Regions from separate parts of the Homo sapiens genome. Here region 2 is linked to region 1. A link is a loop called in an ENCODE intact Hi-C map of the cell type or tissue named here. Cell type or tissue: PC-3. All regions are shown on one strand. Each heading gives the region's core, and the rest is flanking DNA. Links, peaks and the distances in the headings are about the cores only.

Evidence for each region. Peaks named below come from ENCODE experiments on the same cell type or tissue, not always from the same donor. Only the 100,000 strongest peaks of a DNase experiment are listed, where the experiment ranks them.
Region 2: a loop joins it to region 1, with 5 times the contacts of the local background. A loop is called at or near these places in 14 of 110 quality-filtered maps.

Annotation. Positions count from the first base shown.
Region 1 is chrX:136,482,456-136,494,013 of GRCh38, forward strand. BRS3 (bombesin receptor subtype 3) reads left to right here and starts at 5,492. Exons shown (of 3, transcript NM_001727.2): 1 at 5,492-6,093; 2 at 7,678-8,029; 3 at 9,507-11,325. The coding sequence starts at 5,660. The coding sequence ends at 9,920. In PC-3, for the core only: a CTCF peak has its summit at 6,442; no DNase peak of the experiment used is centred there; H3K4me3 peaks cover 381 bases.
Region 2 is chrX:136,157,850-136,167,053 of GRCh38, forward strand. It overlaps a transcript of FHL1 not described here. Among named protein-coding and RNA genes, the nearest start is that of FHL1, 35 kb to the right of the region's middle. In PC-3, for the core only: CTCF peaks have their summits at 5,186, 8,563 (motif pointing left) and 8,764; DNase peaks (open chromatin) are centred at 5,172 and 8,802; H3K27ac peaks cover 2,827 bases.

The sequences.
Region 1 (11,558 bases), core at 1,980-9,979:
TGGAGTGCAGTGGTGTGATCATCATTCACTACAGCCTTGAACTCCTGGGCTCAGGCAAGCCTCCTACCTCAGCCTCCAAAGTAGCTGGGACTATAGGCACGTGCCACTATGGCAGATTAATAAGAACTTCTTTTTTATTTGCAGGCTTATCATACCTTGTCATACTGGCAATGCTCAGTAAACTAGTCGTGATCACTGAAGAGGGACTGCTGTGCTTGGTGGAACAATGCAAAAGACTATAAGTCTTGGCAGAGTAACATAGAGACTGCAGGGCAGAGCATGGGGCACCCAGTGGAACAGCAACAGTGCCAGTGAGAACATACTGGCAGGACTCTCATTGTTAGGGGCTCCTAGAAGTGCTTGAGGTGAGGGCGTTGCAGGAAGCTAAACATTATGTGTGAGCAAGTATGTGTTGGAGCCACAGAAATTCAGATTTTCTGGCTATTTGTGTCCTTTATCTCTTTCATTAACCTCTTTGAGGACAGGTGCTAAGTCTTACTCATCTCAGTATCTCCCAAGAGCAAGAGCCCTAGTCCTGACAGAGGCTGTGGAGACTGCAGGGTGGCCTGATGCCCACTGGATCAGCGGCAGCATTAGGCAGAGCTGGCTCCATCCTGTGCACAGGTGAGACTTGCTAGAAAATGTCCCACTCATCCCTATCCCTCAATGGCATCTGGCCCTGGGCTTACTTTTATTCTCCCCATTTTTCAGCTTCATTGAGGCATAACTTATATACCATAAATGCACCTATTCTAAGTGTAAAGGTTGAGTTTTAATAAATGTATACAATCATGCATCCATCATCATCACACCACATAGTTTTGGAATACTTCCATCTTTCCTAAATATTCCCTGTACTGCTTAGCAGTCATCCCTGCCCCAACCTTCAGACCCAGGCAACTATTTGTGAGTTGTCTATAATTTATGGTTTTGTCTTTTCTAGCAATTTCATATTAAGGAATCATATAGTATATCTGGTGTCTTTCATTGCATACGTTTAAGATTCGTCCATGTTGTAATAAGTATCAATTGTCCTTTTTTATTGCTGTGTAGTATTCCATTGCCTGGGTAAGCCACATTTTGTTAACCCACTTGCTAACATAACAGACAGACATTTGGGTTATTTCTCATTTGATTTTACAAAAAATGCTTCAATGTTCATTTTTCTTACTAGTCTTTGTGTAGATGTATGTTTTCATTTATTTTGGGTAGAAGCCTAGAAGTGAAATTGTGGAGCTATATGGTAAATGTACAATTTTCATTGATTTGAGGCACCTGAACAGGATTAAGAAGTAGGAAGCTGAAAGTAAGCCATATGGGAATGGTACACATGGTTGAGGATATAGCAGAGAATTCCAGGAAAAGGAAGATTACTGAGAAGAAAGATAGAAATGCATTAAGAGAAAAATTCATCTACTTAATAGTTTGTACTTCAATATATGCAGGAAGCCTAAACATTTTATGTAATCACAAAATTGTCTCAATCTATTATAATAGTAGAATTTCACCTGGATCATAGCATACACCATTAGGCATGTGTGGATGGACAAGTACAGTGATAAGGGCATCTATAAAGGTACCTAAGTCTGCCAACAGCCTACATGGTTGTCCACTTTTACAGAGCCATTAAGTTTAATCATGACAAGAATTTGCCTTTAACAAAAAATTCCATTTCAAAGATTCAATTGGAATTTCTACTCTTTGCTTCTACCTCTTGGCTTTCTACTCTACCATGTAGAGTAGAATAGTACAACTGTTCCATGGCACAGTTGTATTTATTTTACCTGGTCTCTGCAGAGGCCATTCTGAACAGTAAGCTCCCCTTGGAATATGAAACTGTACCAATCAGGTTTTAGGACCAGAAGTAATGAAAGAGAACTTTGTGACAACAGAAATAATTATTACATAGCTCCAAACACACCCACATGTCGAATTATATTATCCTATAATTGATCTAACCCAATTAATCTATAACAAAGAAATCCATCCAACTTCCTAGTGCAAAAGTATAAAAGAAGAAAGCTTGATCATTAGAGACTTAAAGATTGAGAGTTCTAGTCATTCAATTTTCAGTTCTTAAATATACAAACAGATTTTGAAATTGAGTAAGAGGCAAAAAGTTTATGCACTTCATCTTTCTCCCATTGGAGAGATCACCCCAAGCACCCTGGATGATTTGGGCATAGATGCCCAAGAGTTCAGTGAATCTGGCTTACCAGGGATTAAGATATATAGGGAGGACAGCCAGCTCCAGGAAGGTTTTTGACATATCTATCACAGCAGAGAGTACCTTTTTCATTAATGAAGACCCACAGAAATATCTGTTGCACCTCAGTATCAGGAAAAAAAAAACCCATGATCCTCTTGGAAGAACTGAATTATTTTTATCCTAAGTGGTTCTCGAGTGTGGTCCCAACCAGCAGCATCCTCATCACCTGGGACCTTGTTCAAAATGCACATACTCAGGTCCCACGCCAGACCTACCAAATCAGAAGCTCTGGAGGTGGGACCCAGCAATCTGTGTTTTGATAAGCCTTCCTGATGATTCTGGGGCAAGCCAAAATTTGAGAACCACTGTCCTGTTTACTGATGGCCGAGAATCTTAGAACCAAATTGGCAGCTTCTCTCTGGCAGCTGTTTTCTAACCCCTCTCCCCACCACCTGAGAGGTAGAGAAGGCTTCTTCAGCACCCTTAGATGCCCAGCTCCTTAGAGACTTAAAAAAACATTTTTACAACACCAACTAAATTGGGCTGTGAACCAGAAAACACAACTTCAGAAAATTGGTAACTTATTCATTCAACTTCTAATACTTTTCTGAGTCAAAAAGCTGCATTAGGATTGTATTACAATTCCTTATCTAAAACCAAGTAGTTGTTTTGAAAATCTTGGATGATAATATTGACCACTTATGTACTAAAAACAAAAAAGGATTTCATCATTTTGTATAGGCCAAGTGCCTAGCTAAAAATGATTAACAAGACATGGTTATCTTTTGCTAGTGAATTATAAGGTTGTAAAAGAGATACAAAAGCAAATGCATTTAAATTATCTATCATGAATCACTGGTTAGCCTGGAAATCTCTTGTTCTTTGGTTAATAGAACACGCAGAAAACCTAAGCCTACAATGCCAAATGAGCAAATATGGCTCATTGTCAGGAACTGAGTGTTTTTCAGCTCTTGTCACTGATTTTTAACCTTTCAGAAGCCAAAGAGAATCTGTGTTTCATCTTAGTTCTGTTGAGAACTTGTGAGACCTTGGGTGAGATACTTTCCCTACTCTGGACCTCATTTCTGCCTCTGCAAAATGAGAGCATTTGATTTGATCATGTCTAGGGTCACTTCCATCTCTGATATTCTGGGATTCTGGAATTCTAGAGATCTAAGACCCCCACTGCTCCAGTACTACTCCAATACAACTACTCTCTCTTGACCGCTCTTGATCAGAAGGAAGAGGGAGAAGAAAAAGTATTCCAGTGGCTGCAGCCTGCTGAAAGCATGAGTGAGATCTGGGAATTCAGATAATCTCAGAAATCACATGCAAGCATTACAGAACTTACAAAACAGTGCCATGTGGAGATCGGCTGTGGTGTGAATTGGAAGACATGGTTTGCTCCTTGGTAAATGATACACAGGAGTCCCAGGGAGATTTTATCATTAGTTTGCTGAGAACAAGATGTGAACCCTTTAAGGAGCCCTTTTCTGTAGAGACAATCTTAAAGAACCAGCCCAGTGTATGAAATTACTAGAGTGTATATATCTGAAAGCTTAGGAACTTGGGTTTATGCAAACACTCCCCCGCACCCCCATTCCCATCAAAGGCAGTTATTTAGCTGAGTGATTCAAGCTGTGGCAATAACTTATAAAGGGTGGGGGATAGGTGTGGTTTGGGGGACTTAAACCACATCTGTCTTCCACCCTTCATGAAATTAAGGAGGTAATTGATTCAATTCATCCACTTCACTTTCTCTGAAGAACTGATTGCCCCTACTAAGTATAAAGAACAACCTTTGTTGTTCCCCCTGTTCATTAGCTAGCCAAATACTTTGCTCTTTTTCACTTCGCTCCCCAGACTACTTTCTAATATGGTTATATTTATGAACACCTCACTACATGGTTTCTAGCTGAGAGATTATGCATTGCATTTGATAATTTCAGAGAATATTTCTTAGCAGCTTCAATTAGTAACTACACTCCAACTGCTAGCTTCCTGCTCCCAAACAGTGCCCCCACCACAAACACATACATATAAAGCACATGGTTATGTTTTCTGTAAAAAGTAGCTTCTCTGGCTGGTACTGAGGTGGTTGCCTTAAATGTGTACTTCTTTCAGTTGATGTAAACATCATCTACATGCCCATCATCCCTGGAGTCACCTATTTCATTTCTTCATCTGCAAATGATGATTTTCATTCTTAAAAGTTCTTTTGTGTCAGGAGCTTGAGCAGTGATGTTCTGTATTGTTTTGTTTTGGAATAAGGCAGGTTAGGTTCCCTTTAACCATTTCTAGAGAGAAAAATCCTAAACAGCCCCTTAAAAGAAAACATGGCATTAAAACAGACAGTCAAACAGTAAAAAGTGGTTTTATTAGGACATTTAGAGACAAAGCAACTGGTGCTGTGCCTGGATTTTTCATCTCTTAAAAGGTTGTTTTGGCTGGGTGTGGTGGCTCATGCCTGTAATCCCAGCACTTTGGGAGGCTGAGGCAGGCGGATTGCCTGAGGTCAGGAGTTCAAGACCAGCCTGGCCAACATGGTGAAACCCTGTCTCTACTAAAAATACAAAAATTAGCCAGGCATGGTGGCGGGCGCCTGTAATCCCAGCTACTCGGGAGACTGAGGCAGGAGAATTGCTTGAACCCAGGAGGTGGAGGTTGCAGTGAGCCAAGATCGAGCCACTGCACTCCAGCCTGGGTGACAGAGTGAGACTCCATCTCAAAAAAAAAAAAAAAATTAAAAAGGTTGTTTTGATAGTGTACAGCACAGCCTGGATAACTGCAAAGTTGGGGTTTACCACGTGACAGAGCTAGGTATTAAGCCCAAGTGACCTGAATGATCACTCCTTGGAGGTGACATAAACCCTGTCGAAGTGTAAATGATCTGTTGCTTCACCATCTCTCTGATATTAAATTTTGAGGAGTGGGTTCAAGGTTGTGCTTCAGGGGACACCTACACTTATTTATCATGTAAAACAAAATGCACTAGACTACCATGTGATTGCAGGGGGATAAATGGTTTTTTTCTTAAAAAAAATTGACAAAACCTATATAGACCATCCTGGGTAGATATGAAAACAGGGTGATTCTAATAATAAATAAGACGATTTAATAGGGTCTAGTTGGTCCCAAGATTCCCCAACAGGGAAGAATAAGCAACTGCAGAGCATTTCCCCAGCCCCCTCCCTCTCCTTATGACAGGACACGCCAATAAAACTCCACCTCCTACTCTTCAGTGCCAGATGGGTAAGCATTTAGCCAAGCATGCTGGGAGACACACAGAACTGAAGCAAAGGAGTATCTGGATGTCTTGGATTTTCTTCCCATTCTGTTCTGTTCTGTTCTCCTAATACCATCTCGTTACTAGACGTAGGCATTGGACGTGACAATCAACTGCATTTGAACTGAGAAGAAGAAATATTAAAGACACAGTCTTCAGAAGAAATGGCTCAAAGGCAGCCTCACTCACCTAATCAGACTTTAATTTCAATCACAAATGACACAGAATCATCAAGCTCTGTGGTTTCTAACGATAACACAAATAAAGGATGGAGCGGGGACAACTCTCCAGGAATAGAAGCATTGTGTGCCATCTATATTACTTATGCTGTGATCATTTCAGTGGGCATCCTTGGAAATGCTATTCTCATCAAAGTCTTTTTCAAGACCAAATCCATGCAAACAGTTCCAAATATTTTCATCACCAGCCTGGCTTTTGGAGATCTTTTACTTCTGCTAACTTGTGTGCCAGTGGATGCAACTCACTACCTTGCAGAAGGATGGCTGTTCGGAAGAATTGGTTGTAAGGTGCTCTCTTTCATCCGGCTCACTTCTGTTGGTGTGTCAGTGTTCACATTAACAATTCTCAGCGCTGACAGGTGAGTTTCTTTTCTCCATTATATTTGCCAGGATGTGAAATTGGGCAAAAAGAAAGGAAAGCTTGTACTTAGCATTTACTGGCTACTATTCTGCTTTTCTCACACTCTGTAACGTGGATGTGAGATTGGAAAATCTGGTGGCATTTAAAATAAAAGTTAGTGTAAGAATGTTAAAATTTCTGTGTTAGCACGGAGGAGAAGTTGAAATTGCATGCTTTATGGATAATTTATTCTTATTGTTTGCTCGGAAGTATACTGAACGGGGTTTTTATTTTTCTCCAGTTTATTAAGTAAAGCAAATTGTTCCAGGTGTAAAGGAAAAAAATTCATGCTTTATACATTAGTGCAGCCTAGTGGTGCAATATAGTCAACATGAAAACCAGGATAGGTGTGAAATTGACCACATATGTATAACTGTATATTGGAAGAGTGGTAAAAAGACACAGGCATCTAATTTATTTGAAATTCATCAAATTAGCTAATGGCAGAAAAACGGTGAGGTTTTCAACTCCCTGGTAACTTAGTGTAATGTCATCACGTAATTCTACTTGTTTTCTCTGTAGGCATTCAGTGACATTATCATTTCCAGAGAAATAAATTAATCTTGGTTGACTTTTAGAGCTCTGTGGAGAGAGCGTGTGAGATCCTCTTGCAGTCAGGGTGTTCAGATTCTGTGTTAGGATATTTTCAGTCCAAGTACTCTGTTTTTCTGTGTTCCTATTGTAGAATAACTGTAAAAACATGAAAAAATTTGAGGCTCCAAATGTTAAAAATGATGCTTTACAAAGCCTGCAAGATTCCTGTAAGTAATCGATGTTTGGCAGTACCAGAAGGAATAACTTCTTCAGATTCTAGAATCTGAGAGGAGGAAAACCTTTCCCTGTGTCTTTTGATGATTTTTGCTTTGACTGGTCTTATATTCTATTTGAGGGCAGACTGGCTTAATGACTGTAGATTTTAAGGTGGATTTGTTTGAATGAGGAGGTATCTCTGTACCGGCACAGGACTTCTGATTGCAACTTTGCCTCGCCCTAAATCTGTCCACTGATCAGGTTGGGCAACGAATTAACACTTACAAACGGGGAAGAAATTAATCCTCTCCTCTTTACCACATAAACCCTTGGAATTCTCTTCTAGGAAGGTTGATAACTGTTCACTCATGAAGAAAGGAAAATTAATTCAGTTTAACATCAGTCACTTATACAAAAGAAGTCTTTTAGGTACCTTAAGTGTATTACACTTAAGGTAATACACAGGTGGTGAATTACTCTCAGTCACACATAAAGTCATGCTGATAAATGTTTATTTGTCCTAAATAGAGAGTCTATACATAAAATTATAAAATTGCAAATCTGGAATATCTCATAGGAGTGAATAATGGAAAAGGAGATTAGCATAAATAAAAATATTGGGATGTATTATGTGCATTTAAAACCATAGCCAATTCTAGTTGGTTAATGTTGACTTGGTTATACACATATGCACGGAGGGTAGAACTGGATGACCACTAAGGTCACTTCTCACCCTAAAATTTGGTAACTTTGACATTTATTTGGACCTTTGCCTCTGATTATGTGTTTCTAGATACAAGGCAGTTGTGAAGCCACTTGAGCGACAGCCCTCCAATGCCATCCTGAAGACTTGTGTAAAAGCTGGCTGCGTCTGGATCGTGTCTATGATATTTGCTCTACCTGAGGCTATATTTTCAAATGTATACACTTTTCGAGATCCCAATAAAAATATGACATTTGAATCATGTACCTCTTATCCTGTCTCTAAGAAGCTCTTGCAAGAAATACATTCTCTGCTGTGCTTCTTAGTGTTCTACATTATTCCACTCTCTATTATCTCTGTCTACTATTCCTTGATTGCTAGGACCCTTTACAAAAGCACCCTGAACATACCTACTGAGGAACAAAGCCATGCCCGTAAGCAGGTATGTATTAATCAGTACTCATGCAAATCTAGTTTGAATTTAGAAGTGAAGTTCCTACTTTTGCACAGTGAGTAACTGTGTATCTTCCTGTTTATAAATGCAATAGCAGTGTAGTATTTTTGTTATGAGCATAGGCTCCGGTTTGAATCCCAGTTCTATCACGTACTAGCTGAGTAATCTTGAGCAAGTTACCTAACCTTTCTGAGCCTCGGTTTCCTCATCTGTAAAATGAAGATGATTACTAGATGATATAGATGAAATGCTTAGGTGCAGAGTAAGTATTTCAATAAATGGTAAGACTACTACTATTAGAGAGGGGACAATTGAAGTTTGAGAGTAGTCAAAATTTTTTACCCCATGGAATAGTGGGGAACACTGCATAAGATGATACTATGAAGAAAAGCATCTTTTGTTTTAGAAAGTGTAACAGAATAAAAATACATAGCATATAGAACTGGCAAGAATCCGTAACACTATTCAATGCAAACCACTTACACACAGATGAGCAAACTGAGGTGGGGAGGAGTGAGGGGAAAGAGTGGAATGCAAGTAGCACGAGAACACAGTGACTCACAGAAGCTTGATTAAGACCACTGCAAGAGCCACGTGTACCCTCCCTCTCATAAATATGGACAGAATAAAAGGAATGTTGCCAAAACATAGTTCCATTTGATTAAAAATATTTTTCTAACCTCTGGGAAAGGGGGAGAGAGGATTCCATTTACCCCTTGATCGGTACGCAGAGAACTGTGCCTTTTTTAGAGCTAGTCCATTCAGTTAGTTTAACAATGGTGCTCATGAGACTGAAGTTGCATATTTAATACCCATGTGAACCAGTTACCTTTGCTCTATTTGTGACCACAGGCTATATATTCACCTAACTTGGCTCATTTCTCTTATTAATAGATGTAGGTAGGATTATCTTCACATAAAAAGGACAGCACATTTTGGATTTACTTCTTTGACTATATGGTTAGAATTCCTATAGAGTAAAAACAATTTTAGTTACCAGCTTGGCAACTTTCATAGACCTCAAAACAATATTCTGACCTAGTCAGCTTCTGCTGATGCAGTGAAAGCAATTTTGTATAGCGTCTCTTTGTTTTTAATTACAGTAAATTTTGGAGAATTCCACGGCATTCTTCGAGTTAACTGCAGACATCCTAGAGTATCTCGAAATTAGGGGGAAAGGTATCTCTGAATTAGAGTTAATGAGCCCAAGATCAGAGGTTACCATGCCAATTGACTTGCTGTGTTATATAGTCACAGGCTGACTTCCTGCACATCCCAGCCAGTTAGCATACAAATGCATGTTCAAAGGGAAATCAGCTGTAATTAACTGTAAATTTCTATGTAAATTTATAGGATAACTTTTTAAAATCTCTCACAGCTAAATGTTTTGTTTTTTTTGTTGTTGTTGTTTTTTGTGTTTTTTTTTTTTTTTTTTTTTTTTTTGCTATGTTTCTTCCCCCTATAGATTGAATCCCGAAAGAGAATTGCCAGAACGGTATTGGTGTTGGTGGCTCTGTTTGCCCTCTGCTGGTTGCCAAATCACCTCCTGTACCTCTACCATTCATTCACTTCTCAAACCTATGTAGACCCCTCTGCCATGCATTTCATTTTCACCATTTTCTCTCGGGTTTTGGCTTTCAGCAATTCTTGCGTAAACCCCTTTGCTCTCTACTGGCTGAGCAAAAGCTTCCAGAAGCATTTTAAAGCTCAGTTGTTCTGTTGCAAGGCGGAGCGGCCTGAGCCTCCTGTTGCTGACACCTCTCTTACCACCCTGGCTGTGATGGGAACGGTCCCGGGCACTGGGAGCATACAGATGTCTGAAATTAGTGTGACCTCGTTCACTGGGTGTAGTGTGAAGCAGGCAGAGGACAGATTCTAGCTTTTCAAGGAAAAATGCTGCTTCTCCTCCCAGCGTGTGTATCCGACTCTAAGCTGTGTGCAGGTGTATGGTGTCCAGATTTTTGTTGTTTGAAAAGTGTGTTGAAATCTTAGGAGTGAAGGATCCCTATAAGTAAGTAAAATACAAACCATTACTTTCTTCAAAGTACAAATAGTAATGTCATCGGGCTTTCTAAATAAAATGAAGCCCCACTAAGTGCAGAAAGACAAGTTTATATATGCCAGTGAATCGTAAGGGAAGTCAAATGGGAAGGAAGGTGTAATAAACAAGATGAAACTTAAAAATCTCATTTGTTGTTTAATCACATCTGTGATGCTTCTAACTCCTCATATACTGTGATTTGCATAAAATTGTGTTTGTGTTTACTGTGTGGTGTAAATCTAGAGATACTTTGTATGTGAAAAGGGGATCACAAAAGAGAGAAAGCATCTCTTAGGCTATTTTCTTAAAAATAAACCTTCACAGAATGGCTGTCCTTTTCCATTAATCTGTATTCCATTGTAGCTGAATCTGTGCAGTTGAAATGAAAATGTTTTGGAGTCAGCGAATATAAAGCACTGAGTAAGGATCTGGGGCACAGTGCTTGCCTTACTGGGTCAACACTTACAACTGCCATGGATTAATAACTGGGCTAAGTTATCATTCACAAATATTGTTAGGAACTTGCCTTATTCATAGGCAGAATAAGTGGTCATGTTTATGGTGTCATTTGAGGACCTCTGTTGAAAAATCTGCAAACCTGCCACAGTGTCTGAAATTCTTCCTTTACAGAAATTCGTTTCTTTCTGGTAAGCAGTGCCCTCTTTCTAAAAACATGCAGAAGTACCATATGAAATCCCTAACCCCTGGGTGTGCAATTGTGATCAGATCATCTTCCTGCTTGACTTTATTAAACCCAATGGGTGCCTAAGTCCTGTAAGTGTATGGCCTAATTAATCTCTGCCCATGGAAATCAGATGGAAAGTTCTGATTTTCTATCCTGTGCTCCTACCTGCTAACATCATTCACTTGTTAATAATTATTGTTTTAAAAAAAAAAACTCTTGTCAATAGACGTGTCAGATTTAGACCTGTGGTTTCAGAAAAATTTTTGGAGCAAATTTAAACATGTTTGGCACTATAGGTAAATTTGTATTTAAAAAAAAAAACAATGTTTGAGTGTGCTTTTGGTAATGCTGAGCTTTCTTTAAATGGCTTGTGGAGTCGTGAACTTTTGCTAATGATGTGGCTCCAAAAGGTAATACATATTAACATTAGACTTTAACTTTCTGTAAAATTGGTTTACTTAAAGTTGGGCGGGGGGTGTGATACTGTATTAGTATTGTTTTAAAGTGGACACTGTAACACGTGTGGAAAAACAAATAAATATGAAATAAAGTTTTAAATGACTCTGTGTAACTTTATATTCTAAAAACAGTATTTCTGACAGAATATAACGGAACCCATTTTAATTCCAAAATGTTACTTTCAAGTCACAGAGCCCTAAAACAATCTTACTATTTTCCTCACTCTGAGTAAAAATTACATCTTTACTCTCCTAAACTCTAATAACTTTTCAGATATAACTTGATAAAAGTACCAGAATACTAAAGTGAAGACAGCTTTTTGGAAGTTCATA
Region 2 (9,204 bases), core at 1,205-9,204, 330 kb before region 1:
TAGTTTCATTATGTACTTGAATTGAAGAGAAATTACAGCCAAGAGAAAAACAATTCTGATAGACAGAAAAGCAGTGTATGTTCTTCTCAAGTAGTTACAGTGAGGTGTTAAATCCCTCAAGAACCAGAGAAGTAAAATTTGAATTTTGCTTCGTACTTATTTGTAAAGTAAAAATGAAGACTGAGAATAAAGGTTTTATATGTATCTATCTGTCTAATCATTCATCCATCCACCCATCCCTCCAGCTAGTGTGTGTATATATGTTTCTGTATAAAATTACTATGTATTAATAACCCTATCCCTTGAGGATTACAAAAGATTTGAAGGCTTCAGAGGGAATTTTCTGTGCATGAAAGGTGTACTGTCTTTACACACTTAGGTGCAAAGCAAGCTTTTCATATGCTGTTATTACTCTCATTGATATATTTAATTGAACTAATAATTATTGAGCAATTTAAAGGCTGCTGCATTGAGATGGAGTTTGTCCCTTCGTTTGTCACCTTCTAGAAAAATCCAAGTGTCAAAAAATATCTCGCTGGCTCTCTGTTCTGTTGCTATTACTTCGGCATGCGTCGTCTCCTCTTGCCACTCTCGATTTCTACTGTTTCTGCCCTATCTTCCTTCCCTGATTTTCCTCCTCCATGTCTTTCCCGTATCCTGATGCCACTTCTCTTGCACTGCTCTGATTTCTCATGAGAAAGCCATTTTTATAAACATCTCCAGACCGAGAGGGCAGCAGACTAATTCCAATGTGTCAGATAGCATCTTGGAGGCTGTTTCTCCTGTGATCCAACACTTTTTTCACACTCCTTTCCAGTTTCGAGCTGTACTGGAAATTGGAGAGTTGTGAAAGGATGGTTTTTGGATAATCAAAGTTGAATATACTTGCTGGGCTGTGTTATGACCGTCTTTGAAGCCACGAATCATTAAAAATAAGTGAATAGTTTACATTATAATATTCCTAGGAAACTTCCTTTGATAATTGTAAAGCAATTAAAATTGTCCTGAGATAAGGTGATTTATTGTTTTTCAGAATGGGCCATAAAGATATTAAAGAACCCATTCAACATTTGTCAAAACCCATAAAATGCACAACGCAATGAATGAACCCTAATGTAAACCCTAGACTTTAGTTCATTATAATGTATTAACGTTGGCCCATCAATTGGGACAAATGTACCACATCAATACAAGATATTAATAATAGGGGAAACTGGGAGATGGATGCTAAGGAGGTATACAGAAACTCAGTACTTCCTGCTTAGTTTTTCTGTAAACCTAAAACTGCTAAAAAAAAAAAAAGTCTACTAATTAAAAAAAAAAACTCTTCAAATGTATGGGTTTCAGAAATACAAAGACTAGATCAGGAGCTTTTTATTATTACCGTGTGGATTAAAGTCTACTGTTTGTGGCCAGGTACAGTGGCTCATGCCTGTAATCCCAGCAATCTGGGAGGCTGAGGTGGGTGGATCACTTAAGGCCAGGAGTTTGAGACCAGCCTGGCCAACATGATGAAACCCTGTCTCTACTGAAAATACAAAAATTAGCCGGGTGTGGTGGCATGTGCCTGTATTCCCAGCTATTCGGGTGGTTGAGGTGGGAGAATCACTTAAACGCGGGAGGCAGAGGTTGCGGTGAACCGAGATCACGCCACTGTACTCCAACCTGGGAGACAGAGTGAGACCCTGTCTTAAATAAATACATAAATAAATAAATAAATTCCAGTGTTTGTTTTTCAGAATGAGTGAAATAAGAGATGTGTTTCTCCTTGAGTGATGTAACTTGTGGCACGAGCCCCTGAAAAGGGGAAGTATGAGGTTCCAGGAGAGCTGCCCAGTACCTCCAATGCTATGTCTAGTTGCACAATAGTCAGTAGATAGGTCAGTGGGAGCAGTGGGTTGGGACTTCGCTTGCCACCCTTGAAACATCATGCCATCTTTGCAGTGGAGTCCCAGATTTGGCAAATTCCCTGCCCTACAACCCAGTGGGCCCTCTTTTGACCCTTGCATTTGTGGTATCATTAGCAACAGTGACAGTTGGTGAACTTATGCCAACTCTGAGCCAATATCCAGGTCAGAGTTTGATTGCTTTGGGCCAAAGGCTATTATTGCATGGCTTGTAGAAGCATAGGCCCAATGCCAGAACTTCCATGCACTTACTCAGTATGGCCAGCTCTACAGTAAACGTGTGTGAAAAGATTCGGTTTTTATAGGCATTAATGTAAATAGTTTCTTTATATTGGACCTGGGTAACTATGATGGGCAATTACAAGTACCCATTGCTTTCCTGAGTTGGCTATGAGAACAGAACATTCTGTGGTACGTGGTAGTGGGGGTGAGGGGAGGATCAGGTCTAAGAGGGACATTGCAGCTGCAAAGGGAAAGAAAAAAACTGAGAAGCCATCAAGGATTAGAAGGCAAATGGGAGCCATCACTCAAGCACTGTGTATCTTGAAGTGGTTGTCTGTCAGGTCTGTGATAAGACCTGGGGTGAAAAACCTCATAGTTCATGTGATTATCTGAAAAATACCAATAAAGGGAAGAGTTGATTATAGAGTTCGCCTGTTTAGTTTTTTTGTTTGTTTGTTTGTTTTTTTTGAAACTGTGTCTTGCTCTGTCACACAGGCTGGAAAACAGTGACGATCGTGGCTCACTGCAGTCTTGACCTCCTGGGCGCAAACAATCCCTCTGCTTCAGCCTCCTGAGTAGCTGGGACTGCAGGTGTGCATCACCACACCCATCTAATGTTTTAGTTTCGTAGAGGCAGGGTCTCGCTATATTGTCCAGGCTGGTCTCAAACTCATGGCTTGTTTAGCTTATTAAACTTTATTTTGTATATTGGAAATAATTCTTTGTGTACAGATCTGTTAGGTGTCCTCATTGTTACATCTATTGTTAGACAGAATTTTATTTTTCTTAATTTCATTGGTTGCCTGAATTGACTATATATGTGGTACCACCTGTTAAAAGCAGATTTTGATGAGGAAGGGGAGAAAGAGGATAAAAATAACCTCTCCCTCAAGTCCCATTTCATGATGGAAGCTAGGATTCCAGTTCAGTGGCCAGGCTAAATGGTCACTTGATGCCAGTAGTGAGCTACTGCCACTGGATTTCTTTCAGTCAGCTTCACAATCGACACCAAATCCTGCAGCTGACGTGACTTTACTGCAATTCATGTTGATTGGAAAAATGGCAAAAGTCACCATCTAACCCAATCATAATATGTTTGTTTCCCAGATATAGACAGGCTGGGTTCGTCATTAGGCCTAGTGTAGTCATGCTCCCTAACTACTGTGAGTATCTGGAAGGATTGGGGAGGTATAGTGGCAGCGGCTTGTGGGACAGGCATGTGACAGCATCCTTTTGCCCCCTTGCTGCTCACCCACCTGCTTCTTGCCACCTATTGGCTCCTCTTTGTCTTCCCCTCATTCTGTCTTCTCTTTATCCTTAATCCAGTTACTTTTGAATTTTCTGTTAAGGAACCAGGAGAGCCTCAGCATGAAAATAATTGGCTTAAGTATTCAAAGTACCAGAGCAACATACTTTATAATTCTTGGACTGCCTGATTGTTACTGCTGCAGTGGTTTGTTGGGTATTAAATGAGACTTAGGGTATTTTGTAAACGTTTTCTGACATACAATTTGAAAGTTGAATTTTGTCACCTTACAAACTTAGTTATTCCTGCAACTTTTAAAACCCCCCTAAATTTTCCTTATGTGTTCATGATTATCCCCATAGCAGATAATGGCCACATGCGTGCTGATATGAAGGATTTGCTCCAGGGCTAATTGATGGGAGCAGAGCTGCCCAGTTGCTGAATTGTAAGGAAACAGTTCATGGAGCGCCAATGCCAATTTAGGAAAAGTATGGGGCTGAGTACTTAGTAAGATGAAATAAAAAAATATTTATCCAGTGCTTACTCTAAGGAGAAGGCACTTGGCTAGGTTTGCTAGATGCTGTGGGGAGCCTTAAAACAACAGTGATCTCTTCAAGGCCGGGCGTGGTGGCTCATGCCTGTAATCCCAGCACTTTGGGAGGCCGAGGCAGGCGGATCACTTGAGGTCAGGAGTTTGAGACCAGCATGGACAATATGGTGAAACCCCGTTTCTACTAAAAATACAAACATTAGCTGGGTGTGGTGGCATCTGCCTGTGGTCCCAGCTACTCAGGAGGCTGAGGCAGGAGGATCACTTGAACCTGGGATATGGAGGTGGCAGTGAGATGAGATTGTGCCACTCCACTCCAGCCTGGGCGACAGAGAGAGACCCTGTCTCAAAAAAAAAAAAAAAAAAAAAGTACTAGCGATCTCTTCAAGCAAAGAACGCCCATTCTAATTGGAGAAGCTGTTAAAGACACATGAAGGATGTGGTGGAAAGAGTATTGAACTGCATAGGGTGTGGGGAGAGAGTCAGGAGTTTTGAATCCTAGCCTGAGTTCTGCCACTAAGCATTGGAAACTCTGGGCAAATCATCTCCCCACTCTGGGTCTCAGTTTATAAAAAGGCAAATGAACGAGATCATCTCTAAGATATTCTGTAGATTGATTCATAAATGTGGAAGAGATTCTGGAAAACGGAAGCTTGAGCCCAGGAGTTCCAGACCAGCCTGGGCAACATGGTGAGACTCTGTCTCTACAAAAAATACAAAACATTAGCCTGGTGAGGTGATGTGTGTTTGTAGTCCCTGTTTCTCAGGAGGCTGAGGTGGGAGGATCACATGGGCCCAGGAGGCTGCAGTGAGCTATCACCTGGGAGCTTGTTAGAAATGCAACTTTCATGGGCCCCACTCCAGACCTAGGGAATCAGAAACGCTGGGGATGGGGCCCCGCCATCTGTGTCCTAACAAGGTCCTCTCTCAGGAGATTTTGAGGCACAATAAAGTCTGACAATTACAGGCTATAGGAATTTGGGTCAGTGGTTCTCAGCCTCTGCCATACAATAGATTCATCTGGGGGAACTTTGTTGGGGGTGGGGCGCTGACTTTGTTTGTGCTGCTGTAACAGAATATCTGAGACTGGATACCTTATAAAGAACAGAAATCTATTTCTCACGGTTCTGGAGACTGGGAAGTCCCAAGATCAAGGTGCAAACAGGTTCGATTGTTAAGGGCTGCTCTCTGCTTCCAAGATGACACTTTAGTTCTCCAGCCTCCAGAGGGGAGGAACGCCCTGCCCTCATGTGGCGGAAGGCAGAAGGGCAAGAGAGCCAAAGGCTCTGTTGAAGCTTTAATCCCATCCACCAGGGAGGAGCTCTCCCGGTTTAATCACCCCACCTCTTAGAGGCCCCACCTCTCAATACCATCACATTGTCCATTAAGATTCAACACCTGAATCTTGGACACATGAAAACCGTAGCAGGCACCCAGGCATCACTAGTTGCTTTGGCTCTCCAGGTGCCGCCAATTTTGAGAATCACTGGTTTAGGGGAAAGTGGCATGAACCAAGACTTCTGTCATTCTCTAGCTGCAATGAACGTCAGATGCAGGGAGTCAGCCAAAGCCAGAGGCTTGAATTTCACTCAAAGAAACTTGGCCTTTAGATTACAATGGAGAAAGGTTTTTGGCAATGGGAGTGATACATCCGAGGTGGAACATTTGAGAGATGATTCTGATGCTAGCTATGTGAAGAAGAGGGCATACCCATAGTTAAGAAATCTGATGAAATAGTCTGGTGTGAAGTGATAATGGGCCAAATTAGGACCTTAGAAATGAAATTATAAGGAAGAAAATGTATGAAAGCTCTTTTGCAGGAAAAATGGGCAGGGTTTGGCGATGGTTGCTGGGGTGACAGCAATGTTAGAATGTCTTTGGTTCAGGAGTACCTCTCAGACTTCTGGGAGGGCCAGTGCTCTCTAGATGCATCTGGCAAAATTGTCATGTATGGATCTGTACAATTCTTTGTTTTTTGTTGCTTTGATTTAGGAGTTATAATGCGGAGGTGACCCACAGCAAGTTATAGAAAAATACAGAATTACAGTCACCTCAAAAGCTACTCATGGTCATCATGTCAGAGGGAAAAAATGCTGTTTTTCTTTTAAGGAAAGAATGCTTGGAGTTGTGGGAAAGTTGTAGACTTGGCAATGAGTAATTCAAGCCTATCAGTCAATTAAGTGAGTTTTTATTTTATCATTTGTTTTATTTGGGAGCTGCTGTAATAGTCATTGAGAGGACATCAGTCTTCATATTTTTAAAACAAAACAAAAATACCATTGAACATTAGGGCAAAGGACAAGAATTTCAAGGTTTTTACCTTTTGACTTCAGCAAATATTTGCTGCTCCATTTTTCTTGCTAGATTTTGCCATTTGACTTGTGTTTTTCCTTTGTTCCAATTTGTTCTTTGTGCTTGATAACTGTAGTGTACTCTATTTTTTTTTTTTTGAGACACAGTCTTGCTCTTTTGCCCAGGTTGGAGTACAGTGGTGCAATCTCGGCTCACTGCAACCTCTGCCTCCTGGATTCAAGTGATTCTCGTGTCTCGGCCTCCCAAGTAGCTGGAATTACAGGCACGCACCACCATGTCTGGCTCATTTTTGTATTTTCAGTAGAGATGGGGCTTCACCATGTTGGCCAGGCTGGTCTCGACCTCCCAAAGTGCTGGGATTACAGGCGTGCATCACTGCTCCTTGCCTCTATTCTATTTTCGATGGCTTTTTTATTCATAAGTATTCTTAAGGTTTTAATATTCCAGTTAAAAAATAAATATATTTGTCCCTTTATGTTTTTCCCCAATATACTTATTCTTCCTTTATGACCAAAAATTATTCAAATTTGCATCCAGAAATGGCTCACAGAAAGAGCTCCTTGGTATTTATTTAGGGCATGGTGGGACCTTTTGTTAGTTTCTAGGTCATGCCACATCTGGAAGGAAAGACACCTTTTATTTACTAATTTGAAAATCTATGAAAGCAGACTCAGTATTTTACAGGGTTGCATATATTCCTATGCAAAGTTGCATATATTCCTATGCAAAGTTAAAAATGACTCACTACTCCAACTTTGGTAAATGTGTGCACTTTAGTTTTTGAAAGAAGTGCAAAAATCTGCAGAAAAATCTGGACTAATCATAACTTGAAATTTTTAGTATATCTGGTAGATAACTTTTAAAAATATAACCCATCTTTTCCCAAACTGGATAGGGATAATTCCTCTCTTTGCAAATTGTGAGGAATATTATGATTGTATCATATAAAATAAATATAGAAACGTGTAGAATAAATGATCTTCCAGAGTATATAGAGGATATCACCAGATAATACTCTGTACTAAATATAAGGACACAAAACTGGACTTTATTATATTTCTATAACTGGTAATATCCTTCCAGTTTTTGCTTGTTTATTAAATGAATATACTGTTAAAGATTTGGTTATGTTGTAGATCTTAATTATGTTGGAATTATTAAAAATGAGGCATCTTTAATCTGTACTGCTTATTTCCAATAAATTATTTTGCCGAATGAGAGCCAGTTTACCAGTTCTTTTGTTAAAGAAAATGAGCCAGTGGCTACCTCAGTTGTATTTATCATTGCCTTTTATGGTAAACATTTAAAATGTGTTTTTAATGGTGCACATGCCGATGTTTCTGACCTCTATAGTAGCATAAGTATTTGAATAAAAGTGAGGTAAATGAGAAGTCTGTGCCACCCAGTCTCATCACAAGTGTACCTAATTAAGAAGATGTTTGGAATTCACTGTTCTTTGATTTCTTGGGTGGGAGAGAATATTCTGAAGGCTGTGATTAAGGAATCGTTACCATGACAATCACATTCAAAGAATTGAGAGGAGACAATGAGTCTGTGGGGGATCATCTCTTTTGATTGATTTGACTCTTCTTTTAAGTTCTTTCAAACAGCTGTTGTCACTGGATTTTCTTTTCCACGTAATTCACACAATTGATTGGTGATGTGGGGATCATTGAAGCTTGGTTGTCAGTAGTGATAAGGGTCAGCAGTGTCCATGACCACAATACTTTTGCTAAACCTGGAGAGTGATTGTATGTGTTAAATGTCACTAAAAAGTAACTCTTGGCTTCTTTCTGGAATAATATATGTGGTTTGTCTATTTTCACTTATTAATTTTGTCAGGGTGGGATATGATTATCATGATCTCTTTGAAAGCATGACTAACTCTAAAGTGTTTGAGCTTTATTTTGGATTACTTTGCTGTCATCTTACCCAGTGTTTTGTGTGCTGTTTTGTTTTTATTCTTTAACTTGCACAATGTTGTCAACGTAATTTATATGATGTTCTGGTCAGAGACACAGTTACACGCTGCAGATTGAAAAGTACACACAAATATACCCACCATGAGTGCTTCAGCCTCACGACCCCAGCTCATGTTAAGTGGGACATGCTAGTACAGATGATAAAGTGAAATGGAGATACAAAGGCAGTTCAGATCTGACTGTCAATTTTTCTCCTTTGTGGACTAATTCTGGGTGGTGAAACCATGAACTATGGAACGAAGACTGCTCCAGCATGAGTCTGAGTTGAATCCCATGTGAGAGCTTTGCCTCCTCAGCCTTTGGGCCTTTCTTTCTTCTGCCCTCTGGAGGGTGTCAGAGAACATGAAATGCAAGGACTTTCTGGAAAGGATAGCCAGGGTTTGGTCTGGTAACTAGAAGACACTTTCCCTGCCCCTTCCCCACCACCCCCTCCAAGCCGGAACATGTAGAGGTGAGGAGCAGACAGAGAGATGGCAGGGAAGCCATTGGCAAGGTGGGAATCTTAGGAAGGAAGTGATTCCGGTTCTTGAAAAAGACAACCGGATTCCATTAAGTAGAATCGGTATGAATTGTACTCATCTCTAGGAAAAATCAATTCCAGAAGGGTGAGTAAGATGAAATATGATAAGACTAGTGTGTGACAGATTCAGGTTTGAAGCTTAAGGTGGATGGAATCGAAAGAAAGGTATATTTGGTGTCAAGTGTTTGTGGCGGCATGTGAAATCATTATCCACGTTTGATAACAGTTTGACTCTTTGCCTGCTATAATAATAGTAGTAAGTATGTATTTAACATTCAATGCGTACCTTGTGTGGGGGAGGCACTGCTAAATGCTTTGCATGGACGTACCTCCTTACCTCTATGAGGTAGGTGGCCATTATGATGCTCATAGAGGCTGGACAGCTAATATGAGGCGGAGCCTGTATTTGGGCTCAGGCAGTCTGACTCTGGTGCCCCTGCTGTGAAGAGCTGTGCCCTGCTGCA